Regions from separate parts of the Homo sapiens genome. Here all the other regions are linked to region 4. A link is a loop called in an ENCODE intact Hi-C map of the cell type or tissue named here. Cell type or tissue: heart right ventricle. All regions are shown on one strand.

Region 1 (4,000 bases), 480 kb before region 4:
TTTTCTCTCCTTCTAACATTCTCCTGGTAGGGGGAGAGTTAGGCAAGGATTCCCTTAGGTAAACTCCACAAACTGCCAGTCTTTCCTCTTGAAATTTCAAAGAATCTTGGTTATTAGAAATACCTCACCTGGCAGAGACACAACAAATAAAGAAAGCTTCAGGCCAATATCCTTGATGAACATCAATGCAAAAATCCTCAACAAAATACTGGCACACTGAATCTAGAATCACATAGAAAAACTAATCCACCATGATCAAGTAGGCTTTATCCCTGAGATGCAGGGATTATGCAAATCAATAAATGTGATTCATCACATAAACAGAACTAAAGACAAAAACCACATAATTATCTTAATAGATGCAGAAAAGGCTTTTGATAAAATTCAACACCCTTTATGATAAAAACTCTCAACAAACTAGGTATTGAAGTAACATACCTCAAAATAATAAAAACCATCTATGACAAACCTACAGCCAACATCATACTGAATGAGCAAGCTAGAAGCATTCCCCTTGAAAATCAGCACAAGACAAGAATGCTCTCTCTCACCACTCCTATTCAACATAGTATTGGAAGTCCTGGCCAGAGCAGTAAGGCGAGAGAAAGAAATAAAGGACATCCAAATAGGAAGAGAGGAAGTCAAACTATTGTTGTTTACAGATGACATGATTCTATATCTAGAAAACCCCATAGCCCTGGCCCAAAGGCTCCTTCAGCTGATAAACAACTTCAGCAAAGTCTCAGGATACAAAATCAAAATACAAAAGTCACTAACATCCCTATACACCAACAATAGCTAAGCTGAGAGCCAAATCCGGAATGCAATTCCATTCACAATTGCCACAAACATAATAAAATACATAGGAATACAGCCAACCAGGTGAAAGATCTCTACAATGAGAATCACAAACCACTGCTCAAAGAAATCAGAGATGACACAAACAAATGGAAAAACATTTCATGCTCATGGATAGGAAGAATCAATATCATTAAAATGGCCATACTATCCAAAACAACTTATAGATGCAATGCTATTCCTGTCAAACTACCAATACCATTCTTCACAGAACTAGAAAAAACTACTTTAAAATTCATATGGAACTAAAAAAGAGCCCAAATAGCCAAGGAAATCCTAAGCAAAAAGAACAAAGCTGGAGATGTCACACTGTCCAACTTCAAACTATACTACAGGGCTACAATAACCAAAACAACACGGTACTAGAACAAAAAGAGGTACCTAGACCAATGTAACAGAATAGAGAGTCTAGAAATAAGGCCACACATCTACAACCATCTGATCTTTGAGAAGGTTGACAAAAACAAGCAATAGAAAAACAACCAAAACAAAAATAGAAAAAATGCCCTATTCAATAAATGGTGCTGGGGTAACTGGCTAGCCATATGCAAAAGATTGAAACTAGGGCCCTTCCTTATGCCATATACAAAAATTAACTCAAGATGGATTAAACCTTATATGTAAAACCCCCAAAAAACAAAAATCCTGAAAGACAACCTAGGCAGTGCCATCCTGGACAAAGATTTCATGACAAAGACAACAAAAGCTTTTGCAACAAAAGCAAAAATTGACAAATTGGATGTAATTAAACTAAAGAGCTTCTGCACAGCAAAAGAAACTATCAACAGTGTAAACAGACAAGCTACAGAACGGGAGAAAATATTTGCAAACTATGCATCTGACAAAGGTCTAATATCCAGCATCTATAATGAACTTAAATACACTTACAAGAGAAAAAACAAACAACTGCATTCAAAAGTGGGCCAAGAACATAAACAGATACTTTTCAAAAGAAGACATACATGTGGCCAACAAGCATATGAAAAAATGTTCGACATCACTGATCACTAGAGAAATGCAAATCAAAACAATGAGATGCCATCTCACACCAGTCAGAATGGCTATTATTAAAAAGTCAAAAAAGTAACAGATGCTGGCGAGGTTGTGGAAAAAAAGGAATGCTTATACACTGTTGGTGGGAGGATAAATTAGTTCAACCACTGTGGAAAGCAGTGTGGCGATTCCTCAAAGGGCTAAAAACTGAACTAACATTTGACCCAGCAATCCCATTACTGGGTATATATCTGAAGGAATATAGATCATTCTACCATAAAGACACATGCACATGAATGTTCACTGTAGCACTATTTACAATAGCAAAGACATGGAATCAACCTAAATGCCCACCAATAAAAGATTAGATAAAGGAAATGTGGTACATATACACCATGAACTACTACGGAGCCATAAAAAAGAATGAGATCAAGTCCTTTGCAGGGACGTGGATGGAGCTAGAGGCCATTTTCCTTAGAAAACTAATGCAGGAGCCGAAAATGAAATACCGCATGTTCTCACTTATAAGTGGGAGCTAAATGACAAGAACACATGGACACAAAGAGGGAAACAACAGACACTCGGGCCTACCAGAGGTTGGAGGGTCGGAGGAGGAAGAGGACCAGGAAAGATAAGTAATGGGTACTAGGCTTAACACTGGGATGGGGAAATAATCTGTACAACAAACCCCCACGACATGAGTTTACCTACATAACAAACCTGAATATGTACCCCTGGACTTAAAATAAAAGTTAAAAAAAAAAAAAAAGGAATTCCTCAGTCTCACTCCCCACAGCCTGGATTTCAAAACCTTTGGCTTGTTTAAGAAGTTAAGAAAATCAGCTTTGAGATTCAATGCCTCTCTGGGCCATTGATTCCTAAAGAGAGTAGCATATCCCACTAGGAGGTATTTTTGGAAAGCTGTGGGGTTACTTTTGGTTAAGATTTAGAGGGTAGGGGCTATTGGTATTTAGTAGATGGGGGTCCAGAATTATCAACATGGTGTAATGAAGGAGACAGTCCCACAATGAAAAATCATTCCATCCCAAGTTTGTGTAGGCCAAAAAATCTGATTATAACTTTTTTAGCTTAGAACCTTAACTCTAATGGTGCTTCTGTATGGTTTAAATATAAACGATACATTTAGTTTGTATAAACCAATATAAAATTCCCAGTAATGCACCTACCACATATGTGAGGGAATATCACTATGCCTTGTTTGATATATTACCAAGGGTTTTTTCCTATTTGAAAAAGTCACCAAGGTTCTACTTTTTGTTGAGTCACATAGCTGGATAGCTCTGCATGGCTAGTTGCCATACTCAGGATGACTGTGGAAGCACAAGTATTTTGTCTTCTGGTGTCATTTGTATCCAAGCATTATGTTGAAATGCTTATTAGTTCACCATTTGCCAATTATCATGAAATGCATATTATGATTTCACCATTTGCCAATTTCCTCTATTTCTCCTTTATGTTATAATTAGAGCACTCTAATGTGCTCGAATTTAAATAATGTAGTATCTTGTGTTAGCTCTAAAATTTCTTTCTAAGATAGTAAAGGGAAAAGAAAATATAAAACTATTTGTTGGGGGAGAAAGGATTTGGGGAAACATTGGTCAACAGACACAAAATTTCCAGTTACACAGGAGGAATGAGTTCAAGAGACCTATTGAACATCATGGTGTCTATAGTTAATAACAATATATTGTATACTTGAAAATTGCAAGAAGACTTCAAGCACTTACCACAAAAAATACATATGTGATGTCATGCATATGTTAAAGAGCCTGATTTAGCCATTCCACAATGTGCACATTTATCAAAACATCATGCTAGATACCATAGGTATACACAATTTTTGTCAAGTAAAAATATATAAATAAATATTTGTTATGTAGGGTTGGAATCAGATAAGGTTAAGAGCCTCTGTTCTATGCAGTTCCTATTTTTCCACTTTCCATATTGAGTGCTTCCTGTGTGCCAGATACTAAGTATTTCCCATACTTGCTCTCCTTCACTCTTCCCAACCTTCTATCGATGACATAAAACTACATAATTTTATATTGTTTATATAAACTAAAGCTTAAAGAATCTAAGTAAACCAGTAAGTGGAAAAATCCAAGATTCAAGTTCAAGTCCACCTAGC
Region 2 (4,000 bases), 78 kb before region 4:
CATTATTGTTTATAACAGACCCGTGGTTGGAAGCTTAAAATCTCCACTTAACTGATATTTTTTCTACATTTTATATGTAATTCAAATTATGTATACAATATGATGCTTACAGCTCACTGGGCAAATTTACTATACATTTTAGCTTTTCCTTTGAGAGTAATGAAATAGTGTTCATATATTCAAGGCAAATAAATAGTCTCAAGGCTTCAATATGTGGGATTCTCCAAGTTCTGACATCCTTAATCTTTTTAGGTAGAAAAAAAGGGACTGAAGCACTCTTTCACGGGAAGAATGAAAAGAAATTGAGAAAGCAAAATTAATCATATACAGTACAGGGAAGGGTGCAGGTTAGCTTAGAGATAAATGGAGTTAATAATAGTTTCAGATAAACTAGTTACAGACTAGAGTTCTGATATGAAAATAATGTACAATTTCAGAGCTGGTAGAGAATTCAGAGAGTATCTAGTTCTAGCCTAACATTTCTTGTTTGGCAGAGGAGGGAGCTAAATCTTCTAGATTTTTGACAGAGCTAGACTGGAAGCCAGCATTTCTAACTTCTCCTTTAGTATGTTCCATCCTTCCATCTCTGCATTCAATAGAACTTTTGTGGTTTTAATACTCTCGACACCACAAATTGCATTTCCCTAGAAGACAGCCTGGCTTCTAAAACTTTATAGTGAATTATTAAAATGTATGCCATTCTTATCTGAAGTTTCATAATATGATTAGTAAGCCAGCCATCCTGACTTTGTCTTCTATTTTGCTTAATGCCTCAATTATGAGTAATTGTGAAGTTTTATTTTCTAATGAATTTCTGTTGTTAAATATTCAAAATCACCTCAATCTTATTTACTATCAAGTCAGTGAGAGCATCAACTTTATTCTACTTTATTCTTTTTTTCCCGAAACACACATATGGTATTATTTTGCTCATGCTGCATACCATATCTTTTTTGGCTCATTTTTTCCATCTACACTCAGGATAATTGTGACCACATGACACATTTTACAATAAAGAACTTAAGTTTCTTCAGAACTTATACATTAGATCATTAAATCAGCTGCATACTTTCAAATATGCCATTTGTTTTCCCTTTTTCCTATTCATCATCACCTACATCACTGATAAGATTTTGGGATCCACTACCTAAATCTGTATGTGGGGATCTCTGCTATTCTGTTTTATCTTGTTTTGTTCTGCTTTGGTTTTGCCTGCCTGTTTCTTTTAAATAGGCACTAGCATGTCTGACCATAGAGACTGATGATTAAAATCAACTATAAAACTTTTCCATTAGGTTTTGGGACTTATTGTCTGTCCGGGTCAAAGCACCCCATTTCTATGATGGGAGCTCTGACCCAGACACACAATAAGGCCCAAAACTGTGCTTGTATGTTTTTATGACAAGATGTAGGGCTCCACTCACAACACATGGAAAATCTTTTCTCCATTCCATGAAAACCAGGGTCTTTCTTTCTAGCATGAATCTCCTCTCCATTATGAATTAAACCTTAAAGTATTGACACACACAATCAGCACAAACCTTGCAATTTCAATATTGAGGCTCTCTAATTTTTCTTCTCTAAAGTTCCATTCTTCTCTATCCAATGATCCTTTGGTCATATGCTTACAAAATAAGTAAAAGCCTCAAGTCCCTCACTTTTGGATTGGTACTCTTACAGCAAAGAGAGTTATTAAAAAGAGATATTCCTCTTGATTCCCAGGCTTCAGGTGACTGAGATTCTCAGGGGTGATAAGCCCATATCTTGGGTGAATAATCTATCCTCAAAGGAAAAAATCTTCATGGCTCTGGAACTCTGGCTTTAAAAAGTTCTCTTTCTCCTTGTTTCCTCTCATCCACCTTGTTGTTATTAACATCTATGTATTTCAGATTCTAAAAAGTGAAGACCTCAACAGAGACTGAAACACCGAATATTCAGTAGTGAAAGATGTGGTTAGTGAGTAGCAACAATTCCATCTCTTTCCATCTAAATGCAGTTTAGCAAGAAGCAGTTCCTCAGAATCCATCTCCTACGGGAACTAACATTTATGATTTGCTATAGATCAGGCCCTGCTGTAAGTGCTTTTCATGTATGAACCCATTTAATACATCAACCATATGCATGGGCACTCTCTTTATCTGCAGTTTTCCATGAGGAACAGTTAACATGTCTAAGTCACGCCAGGGGACAAAGTCACCCGAGCCTGTTCTCTTTACTGTTAGGTCACACCACCCTCTTCTTCTGTGGAGCTCCCAGGGAAGATTGCTTAGAGCTTCTTGAGAAGCTGTTATTTCTGCTTATCTTCTGGTGGGGTCTTTTGTTCTTGTGTGGCCTGCCACCACCCTGCACCTGGTGACCTGGACCATGGGTGACCATAACCATGAACCATCAATAGTTATGGCTCACACTTCCATATTCTGACTTCTGCCAAGCCCTTCCTCTGGATTCTCTCTTCGCTGGCCCACAGTAATCCTCTGTGGTAGCTACCAGAACGATCTTCATTTTATAGAAGAGAAAACTAACAGGCACAAAGGTTAACGAGCATGCCAATGTCAAAAGATCAGGAAGACAGCAGAGCTTGGGGTCAGTCTGCCCCCAAGGAATCCAGCTTCAGGGCCCACGCTCTGAGCTACTATGCCAAGCCAGCTGCCTTGATTACAAGGAGGGCTTCTCCATCCCCCCAGCTCAGGGAGGGCACCTAAGGCCAGAGTCAAAACCATTTATGGAATTTCTGCTCTACTCTGCATTTGTCATACATCCTGAATTCTTGGACTGGTCAGGAGGCAAGAAAAGCCTGTTCAAAGGAAAAAGTGTATGGATAGGGGATAGGGAGAGGCCATAGCTTTTATGACATTTGTATGAATGCTCTGTCTCAATCCTGAAGCAATTAATGCATAACAGAAGAACAAAATCTATTCTTGGTCACACACAGTGACTTATTTCGTAGTATCTGCAGTGGCCAGAGAGCACGTTCTCATAAATGGCCTGTCCTGGGCATCACAATCTTTATAATCATCTCAGTCTGTGCTGTTGGAAGATGTTTTTGTTTGCTACTGAGTCAACTATGTACCAACTTTTACATCCCAGTCCCTTCCCCAGAAAGAAAGAAAAACCTCAGAACCTCAGTTTTTAAAGCCTGATACCTGGTCAGTCATGTCCAATTCTAAGCGACCCTATAATAATTCATATTGAAGGGAAGAGAAGGTTTTCCTTGCTTTGAGGTTTGCAGCTATTACAGACTGTATTTGTAAATCCCTCATTCCTGTCTAGGACAAACAGGAGATGAAGGAGAGGAGAAGAACCCTTCGGCCTCACAGGATGGGGTGAGAGGAAAATCAGCACAAAGAAAAATATGCCACTAGTTTTATTTGTACCATTTTAAGATGCCATGACAACAACAAAAATAATGTACAAGTAATAGGATTAAGTAGCAGGGGATATTAACATCTGGAATGGATAAAGAGGCATAAGTTCGTTTATATTTTCATGGTTGTGCATAAATGGTACGTTTCAGTTTACGATTACAAATTATAGCAATTCAAAATAACGTTTGTGTGTTATATGTTCAGTTTGCAGAATTCTTTCATATGCATTAACCCATTTGAGCACCCCAAATGAGCATCATATCCTTGTGGCAGGTATGAGAACTACCCCCATTTAACAAATACAGAAACACAGACTTACAACGGGGAACTGGCTTACCCAAGGTCACACAGTTAGCAACAGGTCAATCTCGTACTTGAACCTAAATCTTATAGGTTCACAACCCATCCTGAATATAGGGGAGAACAGCCTTATTTTGTAGTGCTAAGCTGGTGAGGCCTGGGGCAGTAGAACATCTGTTATTGTACTGTGACTTTATGTGCTGATGTCTTTAGGGACTATTGTCTTTGGGTGAGAGTGTAAGGGGATGCAGGCTACATGGCCCCAACACGATTTTTTCTTTTTCTTTTTCTTTTTTGTTTTTTTGAGACGGAGTTTCACTCTCGTTGCCCAGGCT
Region 3 (4,000 bases), 490 kb before region 4:
ATTAGAGAAAGAAAAAAAACTAATGAGGTCACTTAATTCAAATGAGCCAAGGCAAATAATATTTGAACAGTGATTAATTGGTCTAAAGCTATCACCTTAAACCAAAGAGTTAATAATGATCCAGAACAAATAATGACAGAAATATATATTTATTTAGATATATATATCTGTATATGTGTGTACATACGTGTATATGTGTGTATATACGTGTATATACACACATATACACGTATATATGTATATATACGTGTATATACACACATATACACGTATATACACACATATACACGTATATATATACGTGTATATATACACACATATACACGTATATATATACGTGTATATATACACACATATACACGTATATATATACGTGTATATATACACACATATACACGTATATATATACGTGTATATATACACACATATACACATATACACGTATATATACGTGTATATACACACATATACACGTATATATACGTGTATATACACACATATACACATATGTATATATACGTGTATATACACACATATACACATATGTATATATACGTGTATATACACACATACACATGTGTGTACATACACACAAGTGTATGTACACACATACACACGTGTACATACACACAAGTGTATGTACACACATACACACGTGTGTACATACACACAAGTGCATGCACACACATACACACGTGTGTACATACACACAAGTGCATGCACACACATACACACGTGTGTGTACATACACACAAGTGCATGCACACACATATACACATATATACATACATATACACATGTGTATATACACATGTGTATATACATACATATACACATGTGTATATACACATATGTGTATATAGATACATATACACATATGTGTATATACACATAAGTGCATATACATACATATACACTTATGTGTATATACACATAAGTGTATATATGCGTGTATATACGTATATAAACACATATGTGTATATATGTGTGTGTGTGTATATATATATAGACAGAGAGAGAAAGGGAGAGAGACAGACACAGAGAAAGAGAAAGTGACAGGGAGAAAAAGAGAAGAGGGAAAATGGGAAATGACAAAGAAAAATACTACTTCACATAGCTGATGGGACCCTCAAAATTATCCGAAATGATAATGACATTTTATGTTATACATCCTAGTATTTAACAGAATAACAATAGAGACACATCCTTCTGCAATGTCTGAAATTATTCCTGCAGAAATCCACCCCTCCCCAGTGCAAGGATCCCCATTCTGAGAAACACACAGGAATGGCAACCCATGTGCGAGCCATCTTTCTCATCACATCAATCCCAACTCACACGTGGGTCTGATCACCTTTCTTTCAGACACACAGGGTGAATGAATATTAATTACAATTGTTAAAGCCCTACTATCTTTACAATGAATTCAACTTTCTAGTAATTGAGATATTTGAGTATTTTTAATGAAGACCATTTTGCTAAAATAAAAAAAAAAGTGTGGCAATTTTAAATTAAGTTGACTTAAAATTCATATTATTTGAAGGATTCTGTTGCTAAAGGAATTAAGGACACGAAGACCACTTCCAAACTTGTTGATAATCAGAAGCAGATGGAGGTGCTATTAAAAACTCAGATACCCATGCCCACATCAGAGCTACTAAATCAGAATCTCTGAGGACGGGTTCCTGGAATTTTATTTATTTATTTAGCTTCCAGATTTGGAAATCACTGCTCCAGGATGTTGCAAAATCAAGAGAGATGTTAAATGATTTGAATGAAAACATATTTCAACATCTGGGCAGTTCTCTGTAGCCACAAAGACTAGAAGAGCCGAGGCCACACCATCTCCAAATGCACCAGGTACAAATGTCTGTTATCCAAAAATGCACAGAAATAGAATACTGTGTAGTACACTTTTTAGGTAAATGAATTGAAAAATCATAATTTAATATGCTGTACCTTGTTCCCATTGTACAGAGTGATGTATTTAAATTACTAGCTTTTGCATTTTTACTTTTTAAAATTGGTTGTTGGAAAATTAAATCTGTCTTGCTTATTGGGAGTCAAAGCTGCAACATAAAAGAACAATGTTGCCATCTAGTGGTCAATTGAAGACATTAATGAATCAGACCATTGCGAGAAGTTTCAAGTTGAAGGAAAAGACAGCTCAGGAAATAATGTAAATATATTTCATAAACCTAAGACCTGAAACTACAAATATTCTAGAAGGTAACATTGGAAAAACCCTTCTAGACATTGGCTTAGGCAAGGATTTCATGACCAAGAACCCAAAAGCAAATGCTATAAAAACAAAGATAAATAGCTCTAATTAAAGAGCTTTTGCACAGCAAAAGGAACAGTCAGCAGAGTAAACAGACGACCCACAGAGTGGGAGAAAATCTTCACAATCTATACATCTGACAAAGGACTAACATCCAGAATCTACAACGAACTCAAACAAATCACTAAGAAAAAAACAAACAATCTCATCAAAAAGTGAGCTAAGGACATGAATAGACAATTCTCAAAAGAAGATATACAAATGGCCAACAAACATGTGGGAAAATGCCAACATCACTAATGATCAGGGAAATGCAAATCAAAACCACAGTGTGATACCACCTCACTCTTGCAAGAATGGCCATAATCAAAGAATCAAGAAACAGTAGATGTCAGTGTGGATGCAGACATCAGGGAACACTTCTACACTGCTGGTGGGAATGTAAACTAGTACAGCCACTGTGGAAAACAGTGTGCAGATTCCTTAAAGAACGAAAAGTAGAACTGCCATTTGATCCAACAATCCCACTACTGGGTATCCACCCAGAGAAAAAGAAGTCATTATTTAAAAGGTACTTGCACACGCATGTTTATAGCAGCACAATTCACAACTGGAAAATTGTGGAAACAACCCAAATGTCCATCAATCAATGAGTGGATAAAGAAACTGTGATATATATATATATATATGATGGAATACTAAGCAGCCATAAAAAGGAATGAATTAACCGCATTTTCAGTGACCTGGATGAGATTGGAGACTATTATTCTAAGTGAAGTAACTCAGGAATGGAAAACCAAACATCTACGTTCTCACTGACATGTGGGAGCTAAGCTATGAAGCTGCAAAGGCATAAGAATGATACAGTGGACTTTGGGGACTTGGGGGGAAGAGTGGGAGGGGGGCGAGAGATAAAAGACTACAAATATGGTGCAGTGTATACTGCTCAGGTGATGGGTGCACCAAAATCTCACAAATCACCACTAAAGAACTTACTCATGTAACCAAATACCACCTGTACCCCAATAACTTATGGAAAAATAAAAAAATTCAATAAATAAATAATAAAATAATTGCTTATACCATTTCCTTGATGATGCTAGGAAATTTTACCAGTTTAACTCCATTTACCACCAACTCATCTTTTGTATTATTGTCATGCATTTTGAACTTCATAGATATTTTTATTCTCAAAATAAATTGTTTTTGCACAGTCATTAAAAAAATTTAGTAAAAAAAATTCTATTATTGAGGGGATTTCTCCCAACTACAGATGCTACTACCACCAGACCCCCTTAATCTTCATGCTAGTTTCTAGCTCTAAAATCAAAGTATTGGTCAGTTGACAACAAGGTTGTGTTTCATTTGACTCTAACAATAGTATGACAAATCCTCTCATGTTTGTGTATTTGTGAAGGTTCTAAGGTAGATGTTAATACCGGGAGTTTCTCAAATCATCAGTGATACCACCCTTTGAAGCTATGGCTGGGCTACTAGTTTCTTCCAATTACTCAAGCTGCCAAGGAAGCTGTGAGCCTTTGAAAGGGAGATTTCAGCCCCTTCCCCACTTCTGACATCTTAGGGGGTCACATTGCTGCTCCAAGTATTCTCTCTAGAAGCCATCCTAGACTGAGCCTGCCTATGTTCCAAGGACTCAGCTGTGTGAGGGAGTTGGCCTCCCAAATCATCTGGATGAGGAAGACTTTCATGTCTGCACAT
Region 4 (4,000 bases):
AATCAAGCTAAATAAAGAAGTGTTAAAGTTCATAGAGCAAAGAAAAAGTTATAATCCTTAGCTGAAAGATACTAGGAGACATAGCCATCTATGGGGGTTAAAGATTTAAATTTAAAAATAATAATAATAAAGAGAAGCTCCTTCAAATAAATGCAGGAGGAAATTGAGAATCAACATCAGGACAGCTCATTTGACCTTACGGATATATTTTACTGGTGACTTTCTGGTTTTCAAAACTGTTTCTGATTTTTTTAACTTGTTAATGGCTCCAATTTGCCAGCATATTTCCCAGTTCCCCTGTATTCCACTCAGTAAATCTTGTTCATTTTCAGCTTTTATTTTCTTGTTCAGTCCCTAATAACGGACAATTTGTAAGGAAGCAAACTAAAACACTTGGATTAAATAATGCATTTTTTTTCATTATGCTGATGGGTTCATTTTCAAAACAAATGTAAGCTTCATAATTTACTGATATTTCGTGATTTTTACCTTATTTCTGTGAGGATTTCTTTCTCATGGACTTCTGTCTTTGCCATTGACAAAACTCCTAATAATACCACCCAAATCCTAAAAGGGGTTAAACTTCAAGTGACTGATGTTCTGAAAGTGACATGATCAAAAAATAGTCTCATCCAGAAATTTAGATTTGTGACTTAAGTTATCAGAAGAGTTTCCAAAACTCCAAACAGCCTGCATTAATTCTGGCTTTTTTGGTTTTCTGTTAGTCTGCCTCTGTTTTTATACTAAAAGGGTATACAGAAATTTGTGTGCATTGCTCATCCTGAGTTGAATTCCTATGAAGTAGAGCTGAGTACAGAAATGTCTTTCACTTCAAAGGGCATACTGTGGGGTGCAAAGAAAGGCAGGCTTGGGTCCTTCCAGCCAAACATTGCCCTCTGGCACTCATGCTCAACTCCCCAGGGATACAAGAGGGCAATCTCCGGCCCTTGTAGCTCTAGGTAACATTTCCCACAACCCCTGACTCATAAATATTGACATTTGGGAAAAATAAGACCAAAAAAGAAAAAAGGGCTTTTTCAAAACAAAAAAAAAACTGTTTTTAAGATGAAGTGTTTATATATTTTCTAAAGCCTGGTTTATACCTAAGCTATCACTATAATTTTTAAATAAAATATACCTCATCTTGGGATTTTAAAAAAATAGTATTATCCATCAACCACTAGAGAATATAGGAAAGAAAACTTTCAGCACGGTTTTTATTTATTTATTTTATATTTTTCCATCCGGAAAATAACAGGACTGAGTTGAAAGCAATTTTTTCTAAAAGTAGCAATAGCAACATTCTCAGATAAAATCTTTTTTGCTGAATATCAACGTTTAAATTATAGTGAATTTGAAGTTATTTATTTTCAGCAAAAGCTTTTCTTTTTCCTTTTAAATATTTGTCTCCACCCCTCTTTGCTTCAAAAAACAGAAATGATGTGACAACTGAGACCTTCGAGAATTCCTTAGACCCCAGCCTGTTTTCATTGTGGAACTACAGCGCGACCTGGTGGTAGTTGCTGTTTTTAGCATGGTTTATGAATAAATGGTCAAAGTTTCAAAACCAAAACAAAGGAAAGCCTTGTGTTTAGACTTTTAGAAAATATAGTATCAGGAAAGAAAACAGTGGGATGGCTCTCTTAGAATCATAATTACAGATAGAACTTTTTTTAAGTTTTTTAACTATAATATACTTTTTTTTCCCTTAGGGTGTCGCTCTGTTGCCCAGGCTGGAGTGCAGTGGCGTGATATGAGCTCACACCGCAACCTCCGCTTTCTGGCTCAAGCCATCCTCCAGCCTCAGTTCCCGAGTAGCTGGGACCACAGGCACGAGGCACCACACCCACTTCTTTTTTATTTTTTCTTTTGTATTTTTTTGTAGAGATAGGGTTTCACCATGTTGCCCAGGCTGGTCTCCAACTTCTGAACTCAAAGAGATCCGCCCACCTCGGCCTCCCAAAGACCTAGGATTACAGGCGTGAGCCACTGCGCCTGACCAAATATATCTTTTAAGAATAAATAATCTAGTAAGGTTATTGATGAGTCATTATATCACCTGATACAATTTTTAACATTCATATATTTTCAGGAATATGAATTTTCAGTCATATTTCCTCTTTTTAACTACTTTTACAGTTCTCTAAACAATGCTTCAAAAACATTAACAGAAAAAAATATTTAATCAGTGATACAAGAGAAGACTGTTTTATATGCTTTTCTTTGACAACTAGCAGCACATTGATGCAAGAGTTTATAGACAAAATGGTGATTCATAGTAACTGTAATCTTCTCTGTGTTTATTGTACTTTACACCCATCTTATCTAATCCTCTCAACCACCCTGTTAAATTCAGAATCAGTATCTCCATTCTACAGATTAGAAAACTGAGGCTTCAGGATATGAAATAACTTGTTCAAGGTCACTCCTCTGGTGAGTGACAGAATGGACTCAACCCTGGGCCTGCCTGCTCCAATGCCTAGGCATAGGGTCAGGCTGGTGATAGGCCCTTTTTAAAGATTGGCTGATTCAATGAGCAAATGCATCTACTGTGAGAATATTAAAGGTAAGCCTGGACTGGATCCAAAGTCTTCTGACTTGATAACCAGTAAATCTTCCAGTAAAGTTTAGACATATTTTGAACTTTCTCTTGTTTCTGCCTGCAGTTGCACTCTCCTGAGCCTGCTAAGTCCCCACTATTTTCTACAAAAGAACAAAGAAAAAATACCAGGCGAGAGTGACCCATAGCCTGAGCCCCAGGCTGTTTTACCCACGAGGCCCTAGCAGGGGATCTTTTCCACTTTTGTGCCATAGATCCCTTTGGAAGCCTAAGTGAAGCTCCTGGAACTTTTTTAAAATGCCCCACAAAGAAAGCCAACTATTTTAAAATAAAATTTTCAAAAAACTTTTAAAAACTCGGCCGGGCGCAGTAGCTCACGACTGTAATCCCAGCACTCTGGGAGGCTGAGGTGGATGGATCACTGAGGTCAGGAATTTGAGACCAGCCTGGCCAACATGGTGAAAACCCATCTCTACTAAACACACACACACACACACACACACACAAAATTAGCTGGGTGTGGTGGCACACGCCTGTGATCCCAGCTACTTGGGAGGCTGAGGCAGGAGAATCTCTTGAGCCCAGGAGGCGGATGTTGTGGTGAGCTGAGATTGCACCACTGCACTCCAGCCTGGGTAACAGAGCAAGAGTCATCTCAAAAAAAAAAAAAAACTTTAAAATACTAATTTGTAAATATGTGCTTATTTATTAATGCATTTAATAACAAGATTTAATAACAATGTCACAACTATATATTCAAAGTAGCAATTAGTATAAATGATGTTTTGGGATATTCGTAATCCCTGTAATGTGACATGAATATATCTATTGTTTCTATTGGTGAGAGAGATATTGTTAATATTAATGTGATGTATGGCCTATATTCTTTAATAAATAAAATTACAAATTTCAGTTTGAAGTTAATGAAAACAGATTTTTTTCATCCAAGTTCATGGACCTTCTTACCCTCCTGAATTAAGAAATCAAAGCTAATCTTAAATAAGTCACAGCTAAATCTTTTCAAAAACTAAAAAATTTTAAAATTCTTAAATTCTGTCAAAAAAATGCTTAAGCAATATATATATGTTTCCCTTGATTAGTGTGAGATATTCACTTTAATATGAATATTATGAATAATATGAATATTCACTTTAATATGAATAATATGAAGCAAGACTCCAAAAATAAGCATGGATCTAGGACCTAGGGAGATGTTAAAACAACCTTGCCTGAGTCTCATGACAGTAATCAACAAATAATAGTATTATTTGCCCATAATAATAATTCAGTTTGTATGCATCTGACAAAGGACTAATATCCAGAATCTACAAGGAACTCAAACAAATCAGCAAGGAAAAAAAACAAACAAACAAATAATCCCATCAAAAAGTGGGCTAAGGACATGAATAGACAATTCTCAAAAGAAGATATACAAATGGC
Region 5 (4,000 bases), 470 kb before region 4:
AGAACTTAAACAAATTTACAAGAAAAAACAAACAATCCCATCAAAAAGTGGGCAAAGGATATGAACAGACACTTCTCAAAAGAAGACATTTATGCAGCCAACAGACACATGAAAAAATGCTCACCATCACTGGCCATCAGAGAAATGCAAATCAAAACCACAATGAGATACCATCTCACACCAGTTAGAATGGCGATCATTAAAAAGTCAGGAAACAGGCTGGGTACAGTGGCTTATGCCTGTAATCCCAGCACTTTGGGAGGCCGAGGTGGGCATATCACAAGGTCAGGGGATCAAGACCATCCTGGCTAACAGGATGAAACCCCGTCTCTATTAAAAATACAAAAAAATTATCCAGGCGTGGTGGCAGGCACCTGTAGTCCCAGCTACTCAGGAGGCTGAGGCAGGAGAATGGCATGAACCCAGGAGGCGGAGTTTGCAGTGAGCCGAGATGGCGCCACTGCACTCCGGCCTGGGCAACAGAGTGAGACTCCGTCTCAAAAAAAGAAAAAAAAAAGTCAGGAAACAACAGATGCTGGAGAGGATATGGAGAAATACGAACGCTTTTACACTGTTGGTGGGAGTGTGAATTAGTTCAACAATTGTGGAAGACAGTGTAGCGATTCCTCAAGGATCTAGAACTAGAAATACCATTTGACCCAGCAATCCCATTACTGGGTATATACCGAAAGGATTATAAATCATGCTACTATAAAGACACATGCACACATATGTTTATTGTGGAACTATTCACAATAGCAAAGACTTGGAACCAACCCAAATGTCCAACAATGATAGACTGGATTAAGAAAATGTGGCACATATACACCATGGAATACTATGCAGCCATAAAAAAGGATGAGTTCATCTCCTTTTCAGGGGCATGGATGAAGCTGGAAACCATCAATCTGAGCAAACTATCACAAGGACAGAAAACCAAACACCACATGTTCTCACTCATTGAACAATGAGAAAACTTGGACACAGGGCGGGGAACGTCACACACCAGGGCCTGTCGGGGGGTGGGGGCCTGGGGGAGGGATAGCATTAGGAGAAATATCTAATGTAAATGATGAGTTGACGGGTGCAGCAAATCAACATGGCACATGTATACCTATGTAATAAACCTGCACGTTGTGCACATATACCCTAGAACTTAAAGTATAATAATAAAAAAAAAAGGAATTTCAGGATTCAGATTACGTTCCAAGTATCCAAAACATGCTATTAGGTGACATCATTTAATATATGTCTATTCTTAGTATCTTATCTAATCCCCACCACAAAAGAATAAGTAGGTTATCATTATCATCAGATGAAAACAATATCTGGGACTTAGAGAGAGTAAGTAACTTGTAATAAGATCACAAAGGAAGCAAGATGAAGACTTCAGACACAAGCCCACATCTTTAGCTCCCAAAGCCATGATCCTTCTGCTACACCAGGCTATATCTTTATAAAAAAATTACCTCTCTTTTTGGCCACATCACTTTCAAAACCACATAATGTTGTGCCAAACCTTTGGTTAATCAAGTAGTAAGTGATAAAAAATATTAAATGCAGACAATTGTCATTTTAGATCATTTTAAGATGACTTTGTCACTGAAGATTATTTCCCACGTAACTCCATTTGCCAAGGGAATTAGTTACAGTCTCTTATCCCCAAAAGATTGGAAATTTTCCCCAGACTCCTCACGGTGAAATCTGGCCTGGGATTTGGTGTCTCCAGATCTTCTGCTGTCTAAGCAGAACAGCTCTTATCTCTTTCCACAGTGGATGTGTTCCTGCTCTCTCATTTTTGGCTTGAAAATAGCCATCTATCTGGAGAAATGTACTCCTTATTTAGGCTAAAGGGTGATGAAAAGCCTTGGAGTTATTTGTTTATCTTCCAAATAGGTACAGGGAGAGCCCAGCAAGGCTATAAAATCTTAAGCTTCCTGATTCTCCCTTGCCAAAAGGATTAGGCTCAGAGCTGGAGGCCTTTCTCGGGAGAAGATAAGATAGTGTGTCTGTATTACCATTCGCTCCTGCCAAGTTCCTGCTCTGCAATAAGCCAGCTTTCTTGTTGACGGCCGTCTCACTCCTTCTCTCCTGGAATCACACCTTGATTGTGGATTTTTCCTTCTTTAACCCTCAGTCCAAACATTATGAGTTGTTTTTCACTCTCTCACTCTAGATCCTTGGGTTTCTTCTCAGATCTGGCTATGGTGGTAGTTTTTCCATGGACCCTATATAGTCTGGCAAACAATCTCATTTTTTTATATTTTAAAAAGGAGTTGGGTTCTAAAATACAATGTTCTTTTAATCTTTTCATTCTTCGTTTTAAGGAAAATGCAATATTGTTCTCGTCATGCTCAGCAAATCTCTGATATTTGGAGGATGATAGGTATCTTCTTCTGCTCCTTTCAAACATATTTTTATAATAACATCAAAACACACCTGAAAAACTGATACAAAACTCAGGCTTCCTCACTTGATGATTATTTCAAAACAGAGATGAAATAAATGCACAAGAGATGTACTCTAACTGAAACTCAATTTTATTTATTAAAAATAATATTACAAATTTTATCTGAAAAACTAGATTATTTACAGAAAAAAAAGCCCACAAATATTATATTTTTTAATACCAGCCTCTCTACTCCCACATGATCTCAGTTGTTGGTTAAAATACTGGGGTATGGCTGTTTAGGAGGTGTGGGAATGGATTTTTGACATATTGTGCTATATTACACACTAGGTTATCTGCAAAAATACAGAGAAAGCATTCAGTCTCTTTTTGCCCCTAACTTTTAATAGGAGCATTTCCCATCTTTTTCTGCTTTCAAGACACCTGGCCCTGCCTCGGCACCTGCTGGCCCTACCACGACCATCACACAGTCCTTACCTTCTTAGTGGACCTTTGCAGGGGCAGCATCCTGACCCCAAAATGTGGATGCACTATATTGTTTGTCACTTCCAAATCCAGCACACAGGTACTAAGTGACCACTATGTGCTAGGCCCTGATTTCACAGAGCTGATGCTGCTGTGTAATTTCTCTTCCTCTTTAGTTATTGCTGCTAACAGCACGGCTAGTTGAGAAACTGGACCAAAGCCCATAACCAAGAATGGACAGGGGAAGGCTTCCAAGCAAAACTGAAACTCCTTAGTAAACATGATACTGCTCCTGAGGTTTATCACAATCATGTTAGGAGAGTTTTTTCTCTCCCGTTCCTGTTCTTCACTTCATCTAATACATTTCCCAAGAGAATAGGTAATAGAAAATAAAATAGAATAAGGTACCTTAAGCTAGTGGATATTCTAAATGATAAGGCATTAATACAGATGAAGTGGGTATCTTGCTCTCTTAAAATTAATAAATGCTACATAAAATGTGACATGTAGCTAAATATAAATATATGATCACATAAATACATCAGAGTCTGTATTTATATCTACATGATTTTTTCTTCTTTTGCAAATGAACTTTAGCCATTGGTCATTACAAAGATCAGCATGATTATCTTATCCAAGGAAACCCGCTTTAGGAAAATGTGTCCATTTGGAGTACACATTTACAACAAGTAGGCAGACGGCTTTGCCCACCTCATGCCAGTTGGGATTGGGAAAGTAGGGAGGATAACAAAATATTCCTTTTAAAAAGGGTTACCACCAGAATTCTCTCACTCTCACAATCCACATTAACAATTTTAAAGGTGAAATGTTTCCAAATCTGGAGATACACTAAGGCATTGTCTGCTGAGGAATAATGGAAAATTCTGCCTACATAAAGAGAATTAATGAAAATCAGAATCTGCATTTTAGAGAATGCATTAGGAAAACTTGGCAGAGGTGAAAAGTATTCTCTGTCCCCTTATTGCAGTTTTATTGCCATCATCTCACTTTCTGGTACTTTGCAAAGGAACAGTTCCCCCTGACAAGTACGCTTTGCTCTCAGAGACCAACTTGTGTCCTAATGATGCTGCAAATGTGATGGTGAAATCCAGACATTCAGTTTCT
Region 6 (4,000 bases), 430 kb before region 4:
CGGGCGCGGTGGCTCATGCCTGTAATCCCAGCACTTTGGGAGGCTGAGGCAGGTGGATCACGAGGTCAGGAGATCAAATCTATCCTGGCTAACACGGTGAAACCCCGTCTCTACTAACAATACAAAAAAATTAGCCGGGCGTGTTGGTGGGCGCCTGTAGTCCCAGCTACTTGGGAGGCTAAGGCGGGAGAATGGCGTGAACCCGGGAGGTGGAGCTTGCAGTGAGCCGAGATCGCGCCACTGCACTCCAGGCTGGGCAACAGAGCAAGCCTCCGTCTCAAAATATATATATATATTATTGTCCTATTTATATATTTTGGCATTTCTGAACTTTTTTGCAACATATATACAAATTCAAAAATAATTCATAGCAATAATATATAATTAGAATATATTGAAATGACAGGGCTCATTAGTAAGCTTTTAAACATTAGTCAGTCTAAGATTTGGTTTGGAAGAGATCGAGAAACACATTCAAATCTCAACCTTATTTTACAGAAAAGTATTAATCTTGTTTATTTGAAGTCAAGGTCAATAGTATAAATTCTGGGGACGATTGATGAACCAATTTGCAAAGGACATGTCACTAATAATCCCCTTCTTGACTAGAGACAATAACATAGACACCAGCCCCTACTTATAGTGGGACCAAAGGAGAATGTGTCATCTATCTAGAAATAATAAACTTATTTTCAATGCCAACTGTCTCACAGTCTATAATTTCATGTGAACCAAACACATAGCTATGATTAACTAAATCCTTCCACTTTTCAACTAGCTTTTGTACACAAACACATGTAAACGCACAATACCAAATTAACTTTTAGTTGTGTGCTATTAATTCAATCACCTTGAAAACAGGTTTTTATAGAGTCAAAATAATAAAAATTTAATATAAATATTTATTCTCAAGCTTAGGCAAAGGGACACCCTTCCCATATCATTTTAAACAACCATTAAAAACAAAAATATTCCATGTGTTTCTCGTAAACTCCCTGTAGCCTCTTAGACCTAATTTTATTTCCTTCATTTATATTATTCCCTTTTAATTACATGATCAATAAATAAATACGGATATCTGATGAGATCTGACAATTATTTTTGAGACTTTTAAGTTTACTTTTTAAGAAAACCTAAATCCTGGGAGGTAAAAATTTTGAAAATATTTGATCAGGAGATAAGGTATATCTCCATTTAAAGAAGTTCTGAAGACCAAAAAAAAATAGAATTTTAATCCCTCTGATGTTCCCTTTTGCTCATGTTTAGAATCCATTTTTCCTCTCTGAAATTTCTAGATAAAATTCAACAGGTGGTGGTTGTGGCGATGATGGTAGTGGTTAGTAGTTTTAAGAAAATATTTTTTGGAGACTGTGATGCTTGGTACACTTATTTAAAGCCCTTCATTCTGAGGAACTGAATTATAAGATAATTCCTTGGTAAGGAAGAAAGCAAGAGTGTCTTAACTGGCATAAGGAATGATCATCACAACCAGTACAAAAGAACTTTAACAATCAATCAGCCCTGTACCAGTTCAGCCACTGCCAGAGGATACATTTTTCTGTGCTCCATTTCAGACTTGGTTAAGTCTGACCTGCAGCTACAGGTCAGAACCACCAGAGGTCAGATTTTTACACCCCACCCGAATAGATGCTAAGCTTGAGTCTGAGACAGACAATGGTGTTTCTTTTCCTAGCACCTTTTCCTCTTCAATTTACCTTTATTACCACCAAATACAATGTAAGAATATTATATATAAATATAAGAGACGCATAGTTTACTTTCCTATATGGAAATGGCATCATGAGGAAAAAGTAAGGAAAAGGAGGAAATTAAGAAGACAATTATTTTAAGACGAAAGCTGGTATTGAGGAAGGACAAAAACCAAACAGCCTTCAAATCAATTTAAAAAGACAAAGAGAAACCAAAAAAAAAAAAAAAAACCCTATATGAGCATTCTGATTATCAAAATTGTATTAAGATGTTTGTTTTTATTCATAAGAATAAAGCTGATCTTCCCCAAAATGATAATACAAATAATATTGTAGTAGTAATACAGTGGTAGTGGTGGCAGCTGTGGCCACCAATATGTATTGAATGCATTGTTCTAATCACTTAACATACTATTATAACCTCATCATAAGGATGAGAAAATCAAGCGCAGAGGTTTTTCTAATAGTTTTCAGGAGCCTGGAAAATGTTTCTATCTTTTGCGACTATAATCTCACATTTGAGTGTTTGGCCAAAGATAAAAACTCAAATTGTTGGAGGAGGTGTTGGCATGAAGATATCATATTAATCCTAGGTTTATTCATCACAGAAAAATTTGGAAACAACCTATCTAATAATTGTACAATAATCAAATAAAAATACCAAATAATATGTAGTTATTACGATTAAAATTGTGAAGATTAGAAAAAACAAGAAAAATGTTTGGTTAAAAAAATTGAGAAAATTGTATCCATAACATAAATAAAACTGTATAAAATATGTGCATATATGTATAAGAATAAAGAAAGAAATCTGCTAGAAAAACAACATATTTGTTAGGGTGTAGGATCACAGGCAAAAATTTTTAAAGTAATAATCCTGGAACACACATTTTTAAACTGCCAAAGGATACAATGTGAAAAGTGTATCCTCCTGGGGCTAGAGAGCATAAGCCAACTCAATTGATTTCACAGAGCGCTCACCAGAGGTGAGTCCACCAACCACACCTGGGCCTTCCTACTTACCATGTCCAGCTTGGCTTACTGCATGCCTCAAAGCACCCACAAGATTCAGCAATAATACTGTTTTTCTTAGTAGTAATAATAATACAAAAGATGCCTATAGAGCTTTAGAGGTTTAAAAAAATTTTATTGCTTAGCTTATTTCAAGTCTAATTCCTTATGAATAAACATTGCGACTTAAAATCTCATGCTGTTGTCAGCAGAATGATATCCCAGAAGAGAGCAGAGAGGAAAATTCAGATGGATCTGGACTTTGAATAACAAAGAGGTCCACTTGTGCAATGAACAGGGCATAGCCTCACCTGTCTTTCCAATAAACCTAAGCACAGAGATATAACATCCCTAAGTATAGAGATATAACATGCTGGAACTCAGAAACATTTCATAGGAGCATTCTTGCAAAAGACAGTGGGTTTTCACTTGATACAGTAGATATCTTCTTTCTCTCTGAATTCTTTTCCCTACCAGACTCCCTCTCCATAACAACAACCTCTCTCTCATCGTGATAACCTGGGAATAAACATCCAGATTCCTGGGCTACACCTCAGAACAAATGAATGGGTGCAGTACCTGAAAAACTGTATTTTCTAAAAAGCTCCCCAGCTTTAAAAAATCAAAGTGATACCGTTTTTAGAGAGCAAAATCAATGAGGTAGGAAAGTGTACCCAACCTTTAAGGTTTTACCTTTCAGCTCACACCTAAATAGATTCTTCCTCAGCCATGAGTGCTCCTTTTAAGGAGTTGTCTACCAATGGGAAATAAGAAGCCTATTTAACCCTCACAACCTCCAACCGTTGGTCAAAACCTATAGCTGCCGTTCTTCATAGGTCCCTGCACACTGTCCACATTGAAAACATGCAGTTGAAGAGAGTTTCAAATGCCTCTTTTTTAACCACATTATGGCCGGCAATAAATGCAGAAATGTAGTCACAGCTCTACAATCAGAAAGAGGCAAAAAATGCAGCAATAGACATTCTCATGTTGTCAAGTCAAGCAGGAAGCAGGCTTTGTTCAGAGCAGATTTGAAGGAGCAGACAACTCTAGCAAAACAATGATAAAGACTGGAAGAAGTAATGTTACCCACTTACCCAAAAGGGCTCTGACATATGAGAACAACAGTCCAGTAGACAGCATGGGAAGACAACAGTCTGGCACACATGTAAAGATGATGAGTGCTCATTCATTTACTCAGTGAATATTTACTGAGTATCTACTGTGTGCCAGGCACTGTTGTAGATACTTGGAATACATCAGTGGACAAAACAAACATA

Evidence for each region. Peaks named below come from ENCODE experiments on the same cell type or tissue, not always from the same donor. Only the 100,000 strongest peaks of a DNase experiment are listed, where the experiment ranks them.
Region 1: it touches region 4 in a loop (7-fold over the local background); 56 of 110 quality-filtered maps call a loop at or near these places.
Region 2: a loop joins it to region 4, with 4 times the contacts of the local background. A loop is called at or near these places in 41 of 110 quality-filtered maps.
Region 3: it touches region 4 in a loop (7-fold over the local background); 16 of 110 quality-filtered maps call a loop at or near these places.
Region 5: it touches region 4 in a loop (5-fold over the local background); 55 of 110 quality-filtered maps call a loop at or near these places.
Region 6: it touches region 4 in a loop (10-fold over the local background); 73 of 110 quality-filtered maps call a loop at or near these places.

The regions. Positions count from the first base shown.
Region 1 is chr4:147,105,434-147,109,433 of GRCh38, forward strand. No RefSeq gene overlaps it. Among named protein-coding and RNA genes, the nearest start is that of TTC29, 160 kb to the left of the region's middle. In heart right ventricle, no CTCF peak of the experiment used is centred here; no DNase peak of the experiment used is centred here.
Region 2 is chr4:147,510,522-147,514,521 of GRCh38, forward strand. All of the region lies in intron 2 of EDNRA (endothelin receptor type A), which reads left to right. Among named protein-coding and RNA genes, the nearest start is that of EDNRA, 31 kb to the left of the region's middle. In heart right ventricle, no CTCF peak of the experiment used is centred here; no DNase peak of the experiment used is centred here.
Region 3 is chr4:147,095,112-147,099,111 of GRCh38, forward strand. It overlaps LOC105377476 (a long non-coding RNA gene), which reads left to right. Exons shown (of 3, transcript XR_939316.3): 3 at 1,710-2,188. Among named protein-coding and RNA genes, the nearest start is that of TTC29, 150 kb to the left of the region's middle. In heart right ventricle, a CTCF peak has its summit at 2,101 (motif pointing left); no DNase peak of the experiment used is centred here.
Region 4 is chr4:147,588,957-147,592,956 of GRCh38, forward strand. The region is part of intron 3 of LINC02507 (long intergenic non-protein coding RNA 2507); the gene reads left to right. Among named protein-coding and RNA genes, the nearest start is that of LINC02507, 21 kb to the left of the region's middle. In heart right ventricle, a CTCF peak has its summit at 1,512 (motif pointing left); a DNase peak (open chromatin) is centred at 1,495; H3K27ac peaks cover 1,034 bases.
Region 5 is chr4:147,115,647-147,119,646 of GRCh38, forward strand. No RefSeq gene overlaps it. Among named protein-coding and RNA genes, the nearest start is that of TTC29, 170 kb to the left of the region's middle. In heart right ventricle, no CTCF peak of the experiment used is centred here; no DNase peak of the experiment used is centred here; H3K27ac peaks cover 1,253 bases.
Region 6 is chr4:147,159,487-147,163,486 of GRCh38, forward strand. No RefSeq gene overlaps it. Among named protein-coding and RNA genes, the nearest start is that of MIR548G, 180 kb to the right of the region's middle. In heart right ventricle, a CTCF peak has its summit at 1,606 (motif pointing right); no DNase peak of the experiment used is centred here.